3 separate regions of the Homo sapiens genome follow, and regions 2 and 3 are each linked to region 1. The links are chromatin contacts, found by Hi-C or POLR2A ChIA-PET in ENCODE. All regions are on one chromosome and are shown on one strand. Each heading gives the region's core, a stretch centred on a gene start or an enhancer-like site at or near the end of the contact. The rest is flanking DNA. Distances are from core to core; before and after follow the strand shown.

What was found. A loop is a pair of places that touch in the nucleus more often than their neighbours do. ChIA-PET counts read pairs that join two places held with the same protein, here RNA polymerase II (POLR2A). Pooled maps may share reads with other maps.
Region 2: a loop to region 1 is called in a pooled map, with 4 times the contacts of the local background. The contact joins two enhancer-like sites. A Hi-C loop is called at or near these places in 1 of 168 maps with a recorded cell type or tissue (naive thymus-derived CD4-positive, alpha-beta T cell) and 10 of 50 pooled maps. POLR2A ChIA-PET finds 5 or more read pairs at or near these places in 6 of 52 experiments (GM12878, MCF 10A, activated CD4-positive, alpha-beta memory T cell and 2 more).
Region 3: a loop to region 1 is called in a pooled map, with 5 times the contacts of the local background. The contact joins two enhancer-like sites. A Hi-C loop is called at or near these places in 1 of 168 maps with a recorded cell type or tissue (PC-9) and 7 of 50 pooled maps. POLR2A ChIA-PET finds 5 or more read pairs at or near these places in 1 of 52 experiments (activated CD4-positive, alpha-beta memory T cell).

The regions. Positions count from the first base shown.
Region 1 is chr6:106,102,485-106,106,732 of GRCh38, reverse strand. It overlaps PRDM1 (PR/SET domain 1), which reads right to left. Exons shown (of 7, transcript NM_001198.4): 5 at 800-1,908; 6 at 234-362. Among named protein-coding and RNA genes, the nearest start is that of PRDM1, 18 kb to the right of the region's middle. RefSeq lists enhancers at 531-1,244, 1,245-1,959. Within about 2 kb of position 2,857, at least 8 of the 41 ENCODE cell types and tissues checked have a DNase peak (open chromatin) inside an H3K27ac peak, as active enhancers do.
Region 2 is chr6:105,807,709-105,811,967 of GRCh38, reverse strand. No RefSeq gene overlaps it. Among named protein-coding and RNA genes, the nearest start is that of LINC02836, 180 kb to the right of the region's middle. Within about 2 kb of position 1,272, at least 9 of the 41 ENCODE cell types and tissues checked have a DNase peak (open chromatin) inside an H3K27ac peak, as active enhancers do.
Region 3 is chr6:105,598,631-105,602,961 of GRCh38, reverse strand. No RefSeq gene overlaps it. Among named protein-coding and RNA genes, the nearest start is that of LINC02836, 32 kb to the left of the region's middle. RefSeq lists enhancers at 989-1,568, 940-2,139. Within about 2 kb of position 1,306, at least 23 of the 41 ENCODE cell types and tissues checked have a DNase peak (open chromatin) inside an H3K27ac peak, as active enhancers do.

The DNA.
Region 1 (4,248 bases), core at 1,608-4,107:
ACGAGGGGCTGTTTATTTCCCCTACCATTTTCCCACCCACTGGAAGCTGGCTGTGCCATCTCAAGTCATCAGCAGATACAAAGTACTGGGAAGGACCATAGTGCCATCAGTCCAGGATGGGACAACGCAGAATCTGGTGTTGGCTTTAACTACGGGCTATATAGGACATGGGAGGGTGACTCACAGACATTTTCTACAAAGGTCAGAAGGTCTACCCAGAAAATACTGCGCACCTGGCATTCATGTGGCTTTTCTCCCGTGTGTACCAGGTAGTGTTTCTGCAGGTGGGCGAGCTGAGTAAAGCCCTTGTTGCAAGTCTGACATTTGAAAGGCCGTTCTCCACTGTGCACTCTCAGGTGGACCTGGGAAGAAGCCACATGTGTTAGCTCTGCTCTCAAGCTGGCTCTGAGACCTAACATTTCTGCTCCAAGACTCAAGTGTTGATGCAAATATCTTAAGAAAAGCATCAAGACAGTCTTAAAAAGAAGAAATCTTCATGTTTTCAGAATGGTGTTTTTCTTAAAAGCACAAAAATCACAGGCTAGCAGGGAGTTTCACCTAATCTTCTAGTCCAAACCCCTAATTTTTTTATTATTCAGAAGAAAATCAGGAGAAGGGAAGTCACTTGTCCAAAGTCAAAGAGCTAGAAGTGGCAAAAGCCAGGCGGAATCCATACCCACTATCCCCAACCGGGGGCTCATACTACTGCAAATGCAATCGATACCCCATGGAAAGCAAGCTAAATACAAACACAAGCATGCACTCACAGCCCCTTGGACTGCTCTCTCTCAAGGCCTACCTTCAGATTGGAGAGCTGGCCGAAAGTCTTGGCGCAAACGTTGCATTCGTACTTGATCTTGCCGTTCTGCTTCTTCAGCGGGTAGGGAAGGGTCTTGTAGCCGGTCATGTTTCTTTTGTTTTTAATGAGATTCATGGCTTCGTCGCTGCTGGGGGCTGCCATCGCTGCTGAGGTAGCTTTGGGCTGCACCACATGTTCTGCCGTGGCGGCTGTTCCCGCCGTGGGAGACCCGCTTGTGGGGCTACAGGCCTTGTCCTTCATGCTGGCGGCGGCCCCGGTAAAGGAGAAGGCACTGTGGGGCGCCGGGACAAGCACCTCCCTGGGATGCTCCGGCTGGAGCAACCTCCGGGCTCCATCTGAGGGCAGCGAGCTCGGGAGAGAAGTGGGGTTGAGCATGGGGTGGGGCAGGCTGCCCCCACCGAGGAGATTGCTGTAGACAGGGCACAGCCTCGGGAAGAGGCCAAAGTTGTTGATGCCATTCATGCTGCTCACAGCGCTCAGGCCATTACAATTCATGCCGTAGGGGGGCAAGAGGAACTTGGGGTAGTGAGCGTTGTACGAGGGGATGAAAGCTGGCGGGAGGTGGGGCAGGGGTGCGTAGCCAGGGTAGGAGCCCAAACCTTCCGTGCCGTAGGACGCGTTCAAGTAAGCGTAGGAGTCCCGGTGCTCTTGAGAGCCGGGGCCCACAGGGGACACCGTATTCCCAGGGCTGCTGTGAGGGCTGGAGCTCTTGAGGCTTTGGTCGGGGCTGCTTCTTGCAGAGGGGCTTGGAGTGGTGGAGGATGGAATGGGGGAGCGAGTGATGTACGTGGGTCTCTCGATCCCGTAGGCCAGGGAAGCTTTCAAAAAGTCTTCTGGCAGAGGGGCCCGGATGGGGTAAACGACCCGAGGGTAGAAGGGCATTTCGGGGCTCCCACGTCTTCTAAAGTCATCGAGGTCCTTTTCTGATGTGAGGGGTGAAATGTTAGAACGGTAGAGGTCCTTTCCTTTGGAGGGGTTGGAGTCCAATTTTAGGATTTCTTTCACGCTGTACTCTCTCTTTGGGACATTCTTTGGGCAGAGTTCATTTTTCTCAGTGCTCGGTTGCTTTAGACTGCTCTGTGTTTGTGCTGAAATAAAGAAAAAGGGGCGATTACACAGAGGGCTAGAGAGAACTGAAGCAAAACTGCCAAAGTTGCTCCTCCTTCTTGAGAAAACCTGAGTAACAGCTGGCGACACAATCGCCACATATCTGGCTTCCAACGCACTCTCATTCTAGAAGGCTCTGGGCCACTCACTCAAAAGTGCAGTTCCGTTTCCTCCTCAGCAAAATGCGGACAATGGCAGCACAGACAGAACAAACAGCAGCCTTGGGTGATTCTGTTTTCATTAGTACAGACCTTATGATAGAAAATTGCTGTTTAGGCTGGAGTAAGATAGCCTAAGCTGGATGCAGTGGCTCTTGCCTGTAATCCCAGCACTTTGGGAGGCCGAGGTGGGCGGATCACCTGAGGTCGGAAGTTCGAGACCAGCCTGACCAACATGGAGAAACCCCATCTCTACTAAAAATACAAAATTAGCTGGGCGTGGTGGCGCACACCTGTAATCCCAGCTACTTGGGAGGCTGAGGCAGAAGAATCGCTTGAATCTGGGAGGTGGAGGTTGTGGTGAGCCGAGATTGTGCCATTGCACTCCAGACTGGGCAACAAGAGCAAAACTCTGTCTCAAAAAAGAAAAAAAAAAAAAAAACTTCCATTTTAATGGAGTGGAAAAATACTGGGGTGGGGACCCTGTCATAGGTTAATAAAAGTCTTTCTGATGTTCATGGTTTACCTAAAGGAAATCAGCATACCCTGAGAACTAAATGTGAAAGATTAAGACTCATTTCAAGTAATACACAGTCATCAATTTTCGCTTCTACTCTTGTTGAATACGAATTTGATAAAGCCCTGTTCAAACTGCCTATGCCAAGGAGCTTAGCGAAGTGAATACCACCTTCCTCGCGATGTGCAGACAGCCTAAGCACTTCACCAAGGCTCTGTCTGGTCTAGCCAGGATCCCAGCAGTGCTGGCCCCTGGAGTCACAAGGCGTGACAGTCACCTCTGCCAAACCACAATAGGTACTTCCTGAGCCAGTTCAATTACTTAGCGCACCCAAGAAAACAGAACAGGCTAAGAGGAAAGCACTTATTCCCAAAGACGGCACGTTATTACTTGGTAAAGATACTATTTAGGAACAGCAGCAATGAGGACAGTTCTAGACTATCCCTGCCACAGCCAGCCCTGTCTCCTCGCTACACAATAAATGATGCCTTCAGGAAAAAACACCCATCTGGGCAGGGAAAACTGAAAATTCCCTGCTCAGCCTTGCCTGGAAACCAAAAGTAAAACATACGATGTTTAGTTTGAGCTCTGATTATTGGAGGACAGTCACTCAAGCCAGGACACCTGCCCTAGGAACGCACTGAAGGCATTGGCTGTCAATGTGTGGAGATGCCTTCAGAGGCAGCAGGTTTGGGGGATCATGCTGAAGCCTTTGTGCAAATATCCTTCATCGTCTAAAAAATGTCTCTGCTTGAATTTAGTTGAGAAAGAACTCCACACTTGCTATCTGATAGGTCTAGAAATGAACTCTGTGAAACTCCAGAACTGAACCCTTTAAATGTATTCTCTAGGCTGACTGGCTTGAGGGATTCGATTCCAATTTGAGAGCCCCTTAGAGAATGTTATCTCCTGCCAGCGGTTATCAGTTCCTCCTGGGCGAGCCTGAAGCCCCAGAATAAACACAGAGAAGAACGCTATCAGGGAAGATGCTGACGGGGGGGCCGTGATGGAAAGCTTGCTGAGGGAGAGGGATTTCTGAAGCCACTAAAACAAAATAAATATCTCCTTATCAGGCCAATATCGGTCTTTCAGTGAGGCCCAGCAGGCAGGAAGTTCTAATTGTCACTTTTGTTTTTTAAAGCTAAAATGGTAAAGGATGAGAAAGACAACTAAGCTTGAAAACTGATAGGCAAGGCATCTCACAGCCACAGGAAGGAATTTTATGAAGGTGAAAAAGAATTATTTGGAAACATCTATATAGGGTCAAATTCATAATGATTTTTAAAAACGATGCCGCTCGAATAAAATGGAAATACAAAAAACTTTACCCTCATGACTTTGAGCCATTTTTACTCAAATTATGTATCTAAGTCTCATATTTTTTCCAGTGGCTTCCACACTCCCTTGGTTCTATAATTCAACAAATAATAATAGCATAAATGTGCAATAAGCATAAAGTTTCAGTCCATCTGTGGCACTGCCCCTCACATTTAGCCAGGGATTCTTCTTAAGTACCTTAATATAATTTGAATGTTGAACTGATATGAAACTTATGATTGGGCCAACAAAAAAGCCAGAATTTTAAACTTTCTATGCAAAACACTTAGCACAGTGCCTAGTATATAGTAAACTCACAATAAATGTTT
Region 2 (4,259 bases), core at 23-2,522, 290 kb after region 1:
CATTTGTGTGTGGATGCATGTGAACGTCGGCGCTTATTTTCAGACTCCCCAGTAGAAAAGAGCTTCATATATCCTCAGCTCCTATCAAGGGGCCTGACACTTGGTAGGCATGGAATTTTTATTGAACACATGAATCAGTGGTCACAAAGTGATTATCTGATTCAAGAAAACCACTAAAAGATTGTTAGCCAGCAATTCTGTGGAAGACATATCTGTGTATACCAGAAGTGTAACATAAAATGCTGGATTTTGGCCAGGCACGGTGGCTCACGCCTGTAATCCCAACACTTTGGGAGGCCAAGACAGGCGGATTGCTTGAGGCCAGGAGTTTGAGACCAGTCTGGCCAAATGGCAAAACCCCATCTTTACTAAAAATACAAAATTAGCCAGTCATGTTGGCACATGCTTGTAATCCTAGCTACTTTGGGGGCTGAAACATGAGAATCACTTGAACCTGGAGGGCGGAGGTTGCAGTGAGCTGAGATCACGCCGCTGCACTCCAGCCTGGGTGACAGAGTTATACCCCATCTCAAAAACAAACAAACAAACAAACAAAAAATAAAAAAAAATTAAAAAAAAGCTGGGTTTAAACCTGTCCTGGGTCACTGGAGGTATATTGGTTTCTGGTCCCATCACAGGTGACTTTTCTGATAGAGGAACTTGGACAGCGCTTGAGACTAGACAGAGTGTGTGAGCTCCTGTCAATGGCCAGATAAATGACACTATCAAACTGCTGACTAGCTAAAAGATTAAGCTACTCAAAGCCCCTGTGAATGGCCAGCTGAGTGAATGACCCAAACTTTTGTGAACCCATCAAAGTCACTAGAGGAAATGGCACCTTTAAGGCTCAGCAAAGATTCCCTTCTAAATCACCCTAAGTTATAGGGGGATTTTTTGTTATTGTTTTCCTCCATTTATTTGACTCATTTCACTTGACATTCCCCCTCCTCTTTACTAACTATGTAGGTCCTGAAGGTCTCAAAGGAAAACAAAGAAAGGAGAAGGCTAAAAAGACCAAAAAAAAAAAAAAAATGTGCCATCTGGGCAGTTGCATAGGCTCCACTGTCAGGTTTCTTGACTCTTGAAGAAAGTTGGAAGGATTTTGTTCAGCAGAGACTTGCAAGTGTCCTCACTCCCTCTTTCTGCTCCCCACCACCCCCCTGCCTGCTCCTACCCTACAGCCCCAGATCCTCCAACTCCACCCTTCCTTTCCGTTGCCCTGAAGGGGAGGACATGAGTCAGCATTCAGACTTGAAAGTGTGAGCTGCCTCTGAGTCCTCAGAATGTAATCATTTCAGAAAATCTAGGACACAGAACTACAGAGAAAGTCACCCTCCCCACCTCCTTCTGCTCTGTGGCCAGACATTGACTCCCACTCTCTGAATGCAGCTTTAGCTAGGGCTGAACTTTAACCTTAAAAAAAAAAACCACATGGTATTGGGGTGGGAGCAGGAGAGCAGCAGCGACAACCACCACCCAAGTGCAATTAGATGAACAGATTTTGCAGAGAACTCCAACGGTTTACCACTCTGAACATCTGGTGTTTGGCAGTGTTCAGACTGGAATTAGAGAGCACTCACAAAAAGTCATGTTCTGATAAGAGTCTCAGTCCTGATCTTAGGAGCCAGAATTAATTCTCTCCTTTACTCTTCCAAAAGAGGAAGTGCATTGGAATTCCCACCAGGTATCTTGTTACAACTTCCAAGCACACCTGTAAACTTATGCTTTCGGGAAGGAAACCAATTCCACTGATTTTTTATTTGGTCCACACTCCATCAGCCTCCACATCCTGGTTTTTACTTTGCAATAGAAAAAATAAACTTTAGTAAATGTGTCTTGCCTGCCCACAGTGACATCTTTGGTCTTGGCTTTTGGAGGAAAGGCAAATAGTCTCACATACAGGGGATAGCTACAACCCCATGGTGGATCAGACATTTTCAAGGTGAAAATCTCCTTAGACTTGTGAAGATGTAACCTGTTTGGGGTTAAGAGAAAGCCAAGACCTCAACTGCTCTCATGTACGGCAATGTGAAAGAAAGTAATTTGGGAAATTATGGTATTTCAGCTATACAAAGAACTGCTGAATTAGTTATACAACTCTTTACCTGCTGGGTTTCTATTGTGCAATCTCTTGCCCTTGTTTGAGGGGTCTCCTTTCTCTCACAAATTATCAAAGTAGTCTCAATTTGGAAAGGGAGAGTGAGTATTGAGTGCTGAAACTCCATTTATTGTGTTCTTATTTCCAAGTGTCTTGTTGCCAAAACAGACAGGAAGCAGTCCCACCACACTTTTATTTAATAAACCAACTTGCACTCTAAGCAAACAGAAAATCAGATCTTGCTCTGGCTTTGACAGTGTCCTGGTACAAACTGGGAGACAAGCAATGGAAGCTCCTCCTTCTGAGGAATTATGGAGACATGCACCTTTGTGCAATATCATTGAAGGAAACTCAGAGTCCATCTACAGCAGGAGAAAAGTGAGGGCCAAAAGGCAAGGGTCACACAGCCGGCTAGTGGCCCAATAGAAGTAGAATTATCTGCTCCTTCTGCTGGTCTTAGCCTTTCCACCACACCATTTCCAGCTGTACTTTCATTCTTAATGGTGTGAAGTTAGCTAGGCTGTGATTAATCAGTGAAAGCAGAGTGATTTTGCAGTGCTTATGCACATTTTGTAAGACAGGGAGAGTGTGGGAGAGGAAGGAAAGGGTGTGTGTGTGTGTGTGTGTGTGTGTGTGTGTGTGTGCGTATGCATGTGTGGGTGCATGCACAAGTTAGAAGGGTGAAAGTATCCAAAATGATAGGAACATGATCTAAATGGTTCTACATTGTAGAAACAACACCTACGTGCTTTAACTTATACACAACCCACCTTTCTCAAAGTAAACAGAGTTGGCCTGGGGGTCAGTGCAATTTAGTACCTTTTCTTGGTCGTTGCTCTGGGCCTGCAAAGCATTTGTGACTCTGGCTGACTCCAAAGATAAGTAAGACCTGGGCTCTCTCCTTCTGAATTCCACAACCTTTTAAGGGAAACATATAGGCACACCAAGGCTCTGACACTAGATGGACTATAAGGTTGTGATAGGGTGAAAGCAGCATGGCCTGGGAGGATGGAGGAGGAGCCCATTTGTTCAATCGTCCTGCACTTTGGAGCTCCAGGAGACACAGCAACAGTGACTTGACAGTCTTCTTAGAGGCTTGCCTTTGGAACTGGCTTCTACAAAGTGTCTACACTGGGTGTGAAACCATGTGGAGGACTAGGTAACAGGTGGCTCGTTCCCTTTCCCTTTGTCTTTGCTCTTCAGTTTTTGGGGGTTCTTTTTGAGGAGTTGTGCATGGTTAATTCAAGAGATGACTGTGAAGATGACAAACACTTCAGGGGCATTCCCACCAACCATCCTCCAAACCAAGCAACATTCAACATGTTGGAAAGACGTTCAGTCTTTCCAATAACCTCTTGTAGATGTCAATGTTTTACTTCATTTACATCTATACCTTATTTTCCATGTATATAGAGATGTATGTGTGTGTGTGTGTGTTGTTTATTTATTTAGTTTTTTACATGATCATCCCCAAAGAATATATACTTGTGGGGGAATTAAAGTCAATCAAATGTTTTCCTATAGAATCTGTCCCTTTTTTTGTTGTTGAAAACAGTCACGTTCATGAGATCACTTTGGCTAGCGAGAATCAATCATGCCTTCCTTCCTTCCCTCACTATTTCCTTTCTTTTTTCTTTCTTCCCTGCCTTTCTTCCTTCCTTCCTCTCCTCCCTTCCTCCCTCCTATCTTTTGTTTATTTTTTAAGACATCTGAAAGTAAGGCGGAGGGACTCTAGCAGTCTGATCTTTACGAAGTGTATGACTTTTAAACTAAAGACTCAGCAAAATTCCCACTCAATGGAAGTGCAAAATAAGTTTTAGATATTACAAAAGATAATTTTCATAATTATAAATTCTTAAAATGGGGAGCTCTCAATATTGGTAATATTCATTTAGACTAATTTAGACTAGGAATGATTGTGCTGTTCCCTGTACCGTAGTCTCTGCAGAAACTTTTAAAAAATGCCAATCCCATCAGATGGGCAAACACAAAACAAACAAAAACCCTAAAACACCTAACAATACCAAGGACCAGAGATGATACGGAGCAATTATAACTCAAATACATTCTGGCGGGAGGCTAAATATGTACAACACCTTGGAACTGTTTGGCACCATCTCCCCAAGATGAGTCTGTGGCCCAGCAATTCCACTCCTACATT
Region 3 (4,331 bases), core at 57-2,556, 500 kb after region 1:
TAGTGCAATTCCATTTATGTAAAAAAAAAAAAAATACACAGAAGTAAACAAGTACATATGCGTACCCTTGTGTATGTTTTTGCAAGATTCCAAAGACCACAGTGTTACTGTGGGGTGGAGGACAGAAGGAAAGCACTTTTATTTTTAATAAAGAGTTCTCTGTGTTCTTTATTCTGTGTAAACCTATATAATTTTTAAAGTCTAGTTTTAAAAACTAAACATGATATCTTTATAAACAAACATGGAAAAGTAGTTGAGTAGAATAAAAAAGCAATTTATTAGTATATCAAGGAGATTCTATTCTCATAAAAAATAGATACATAGATAGTTAGATAGATAGATAGATAGATAGATAGATAGATAGATAGATAGATAGATAGAGCGAGCATCTGTGGGGAGAAAACTGAGGATATAAAGCAAATTGCTAATGAAAGTTATTCCTGGGGTTGTGATGAAAGGGAAACCCTCTTGTTTTCTATTACACATTTCTGTAACATTTGACTATTTTTTCAATGAGTATGAATTGATAATCAGAAAAAAACAAATTTTTAAAAATAAAAAATATTGCGATATGTTCTATGCCAAACAAGCTCAGCTAATTTATCTTCATTTAGGTGATAAAAATATCTTATGAAACATTAAAGAGAAAATATATATATATATATGTACATATATGTACATATGTATTTGTTGGTAAAAGGCTGCAAGCATAAACATGGACCCAGTCCTAGTTTTTCCAAATCCTCATGATTCTCTTACACCCTTTAAAGCTCTAAACGAGAAGGATTTCACATAATTCTTCAGGGTCAGTTTGGAGCCAGTCCCTCTGTGAGGTGTTCACAAGGGAAGGGCCTGGGTGAGGTGTGGCCCAGCAGCGGGCATGTGGACCCCAGAGAGGGGATCACTTGACCTTCCTCTGTGCCACCTTCCCAGTGATACCTCTAGGAAAGGATATTTATTTAGGCTGAGGAAAGAAGGTTCCTTTCTGTTTTTAACTCTTCAGCTTGACCTTGCACCCCAAAACTGTTGCCATCTTTTGAACCTCATCGACATGTAGCAAGCAGATTCAGTTTCATTTTACTCTCAGAGCACTCATTTGAAGGTTTTCATTTTGAATTGGCCCGAATCTGGGTCTCAGTCCCACACACAGCAGCAAGCTCTTGCATGATGGAGTTCGCCTTGGCAGGCTTGTCTGTACTTTCACTTCCCACCCAGATTCCTGAGCACAGACCAATGGGAGATTGCGTCAGCTTTGCCAAGGCAGACCAATGAAACAATCCTGAAATCCCCTTGGTGACACAGCATATGTGAAAGACTGTTTGTACCATATCGCATTGCTAAATTTAGAGACAGTCTGAGAAGAGGCAAAGAGAATGCAAGGACTAATCAATCCAAGAATACAGAAAACTTGCCTAGGCCAGTTAGTTAGTCTCCACTTATTTTGTAAAGCAGAGAGAGGAGGTGTTCATTTCAACCTCAGCCAGTTGCAACAAAGTCCTTGTTTCCATAAAGTTACTCTGGAGAAGGAAGTGCCTTCTAGGTGCTAGAAGCTGATGTCTGCCAAAAGCCCACACAAGATGTAAGCCGGGAAGAGTAATTGGTACCCTGAAAAACAAGCCGGTTATCCAACTCTCAGTTACTGACAATATCATGTGAGTGCTTATATGAGGGCAAATAATAAGCATGCACATAAAATCAAGAATCCCTAAAGGGACAAATATCAATAGCTAAAGTATTGTTTTAATTGTACTGAGGACATCATTTATGTTATTAATGAAGTATTTAGAGCACAGGCATCAGAGGGACCCTTAAATTCATGTTCAGAAATCAGACCCTTAGGATACGTTATCTCATAAGTTGCTGAAGTTTTAAATGGCTTTGACAGTGAAACCAACTAGAGCAACATTATCCACTTAAGACTGCTTGATATTTTAGAGGGTGTCATAGATTCTCTTTTCCAAGTAAAGATGCAAAAAAACTGTCTGGCCATGTTAACTAGCATTCGCTTTTAGAACAGCCAGTCTTCTCCTGAGTATCTCCAGATATTTTTATTTATAGAATGGTTTTCCCACTCCTTCTGAACTCTGGGACTCAAGAGCTACAATTTAAGAGGGTGTTCTTAAAGCTTTTCACAGTTTGTCATCTCACATTGCTTCACCTGATGAGGAGTCGATAGATAGCACCTCAAAAAGGTAGAAAGAAGCACAGATAGGGATTGGAATACACATGACAAAGGAGAACACAGAATGGAATTCCAAAACGCTTTGGGAGACCTGGAAATCCAAGTTATTCTGAGAGAAGACTGATGAAAAGGAATGCATACAAGCATAAGAACACCCACAAAAAGTAGCCCAGTGCTTAGTGACTGGGTTGCTCTTTCCCATCTACCAGTCAAGAAGGTGCTGTCCCCGGTTGAATACGTATGTACTGAAACAGAGGATTTCACATTCCAGAACCCATAATTCATCTCTGACTTAATCTCGAGCAAAGCATTGACGTGAATTACACAAACAGGAAAAAAGGTGGAGCCCAAATAGAAGAAAAATAAATAGTTCTATCAGTACAAAGGAATCATACAAAGAATCATCACAATAAATTTGATATAATTTTATAGCGTGTGTCTGTGTATTTAATTTTTATAACCAAAGAGATAAAGCATAGCAATTTTATCAATATCCCTTAATTTTTTTTTGGCACATGATTCTTTGAAAAATCAATCTACTCTGAAGTATGGATTTTCAGAAATATCCCTTTGGCATTGTTCTGATTTGCCTTCTCTACCCCAAAGTCCCTAACAATCAAAGACTGGGGTTTCATTTGTAGTTCTGTTGCTTTAGACACATATTTAAAATTAGAAGCAACCAGTGAATGAAATGAATTTGCCAATTTTTAAAAAATGCCATAATTCAAAATATGAGATGAGTCAAAGGGAGGCATTGCCCAGAAAGAACAGACACACATATGCAACACACACACACACACACACACACACACACACACACACACACAGTGAAAAGAAAACTATATCATTAGGCAAGTTTGTTCACTTTCCAACAACAAATGAGTCATTCATCAGTTCCTATGCCACATGTATTACAGGACTTGAGTGTAAAATAGTATTTATCTTTCAACAACAACGAAAAGCCCCTGAGGTCTCACATTACCTCAGTTTTCCTTTACGTGTCTAAATGTACTAAGTCAGCTCTCTCCCTTTCTAATAGCTGATCTGGGGAACTTGAATAGACAAGAAAAAACAGCCAATTGTATTTCTGCTTTACACAAATAACAGCTACAGTTGCTCCCCTTGCCCGAGGCCCTTTCCCCTTTCCCTTTCACTGGGAGCTAGTAAATAAATAAATACATTTTAAGAAATAATGACTCAAAGCCTCTTAGAGAGCCAGGTGTGGGCCAAGGTGCTGCCTAAAACTTTAGAAGAAAGCTTCTAGAAAAACACAGCACATAATGACCCAACAGTTGCCTCAGGGAACGCCCAGCAGCATTATTTTGGGGGTCTGCTGGTTCTGTTTTACTTGGGGAAGGAGCTTGGTAAGGTAAACTTTTCCTGTCAGACCTTTAAGCTTTCTGTTCCCATGTGGTCTGTGTGACCTCACAATCTCTGGCTTCTGGATCAAAAGATCTGAATTTTATGTTATTAAAGTACACAAAAGATGAATAAATGAAGAGATATATCAGCTTCATATTTATTAATATATATAATGCAAAAATAGAATGTGTCCATACTGGTCAATTGTGTGGGATGTACACTCATATTTGTTATATTATCTACTACACCTTTCTATATCTTTTAACTTTTAAAACAAAGACAAATCAATAAAGGGAGCTTCACGTTTCTGTAGAAAAAAATGCTATTTCACTTCATGGATCCATGAAATAAAGATCATTGTATTGTTTCTCCATAATAAAAAGTTTGCCATGAGTATTCCATTCCTAGAACCAAGACAGAAGTTATTCATGTGGAGTGACTGCCAAATATTTGCTGTTTGAATAAAATCAAGTCTTGATCATAAAATAATCAAGTCTATTTAAAAGTACCTAAAGAAAAATTGTACAATAGGATTTAAAAAATCAAATAACTACTAAAATGAAAAAAAAGGAAATCTGGGTTTTAGTCTAAGTTCTGCTGCCAACTTATTATCTGATCTTAGGCAAATGTCTTGCATGCTTCCTCTGGGTCTCAGTTACCTTATTTTAAAAGTGGAGATGATAATGCCTTTTAACTACTGCACTCAGTTTTTGTGAGAGGAAAATGGGATGTGTAAAACTATCTTCAAAGAACAAAGCACTGTTTGAATGCTAGGTAGTTTCATGAA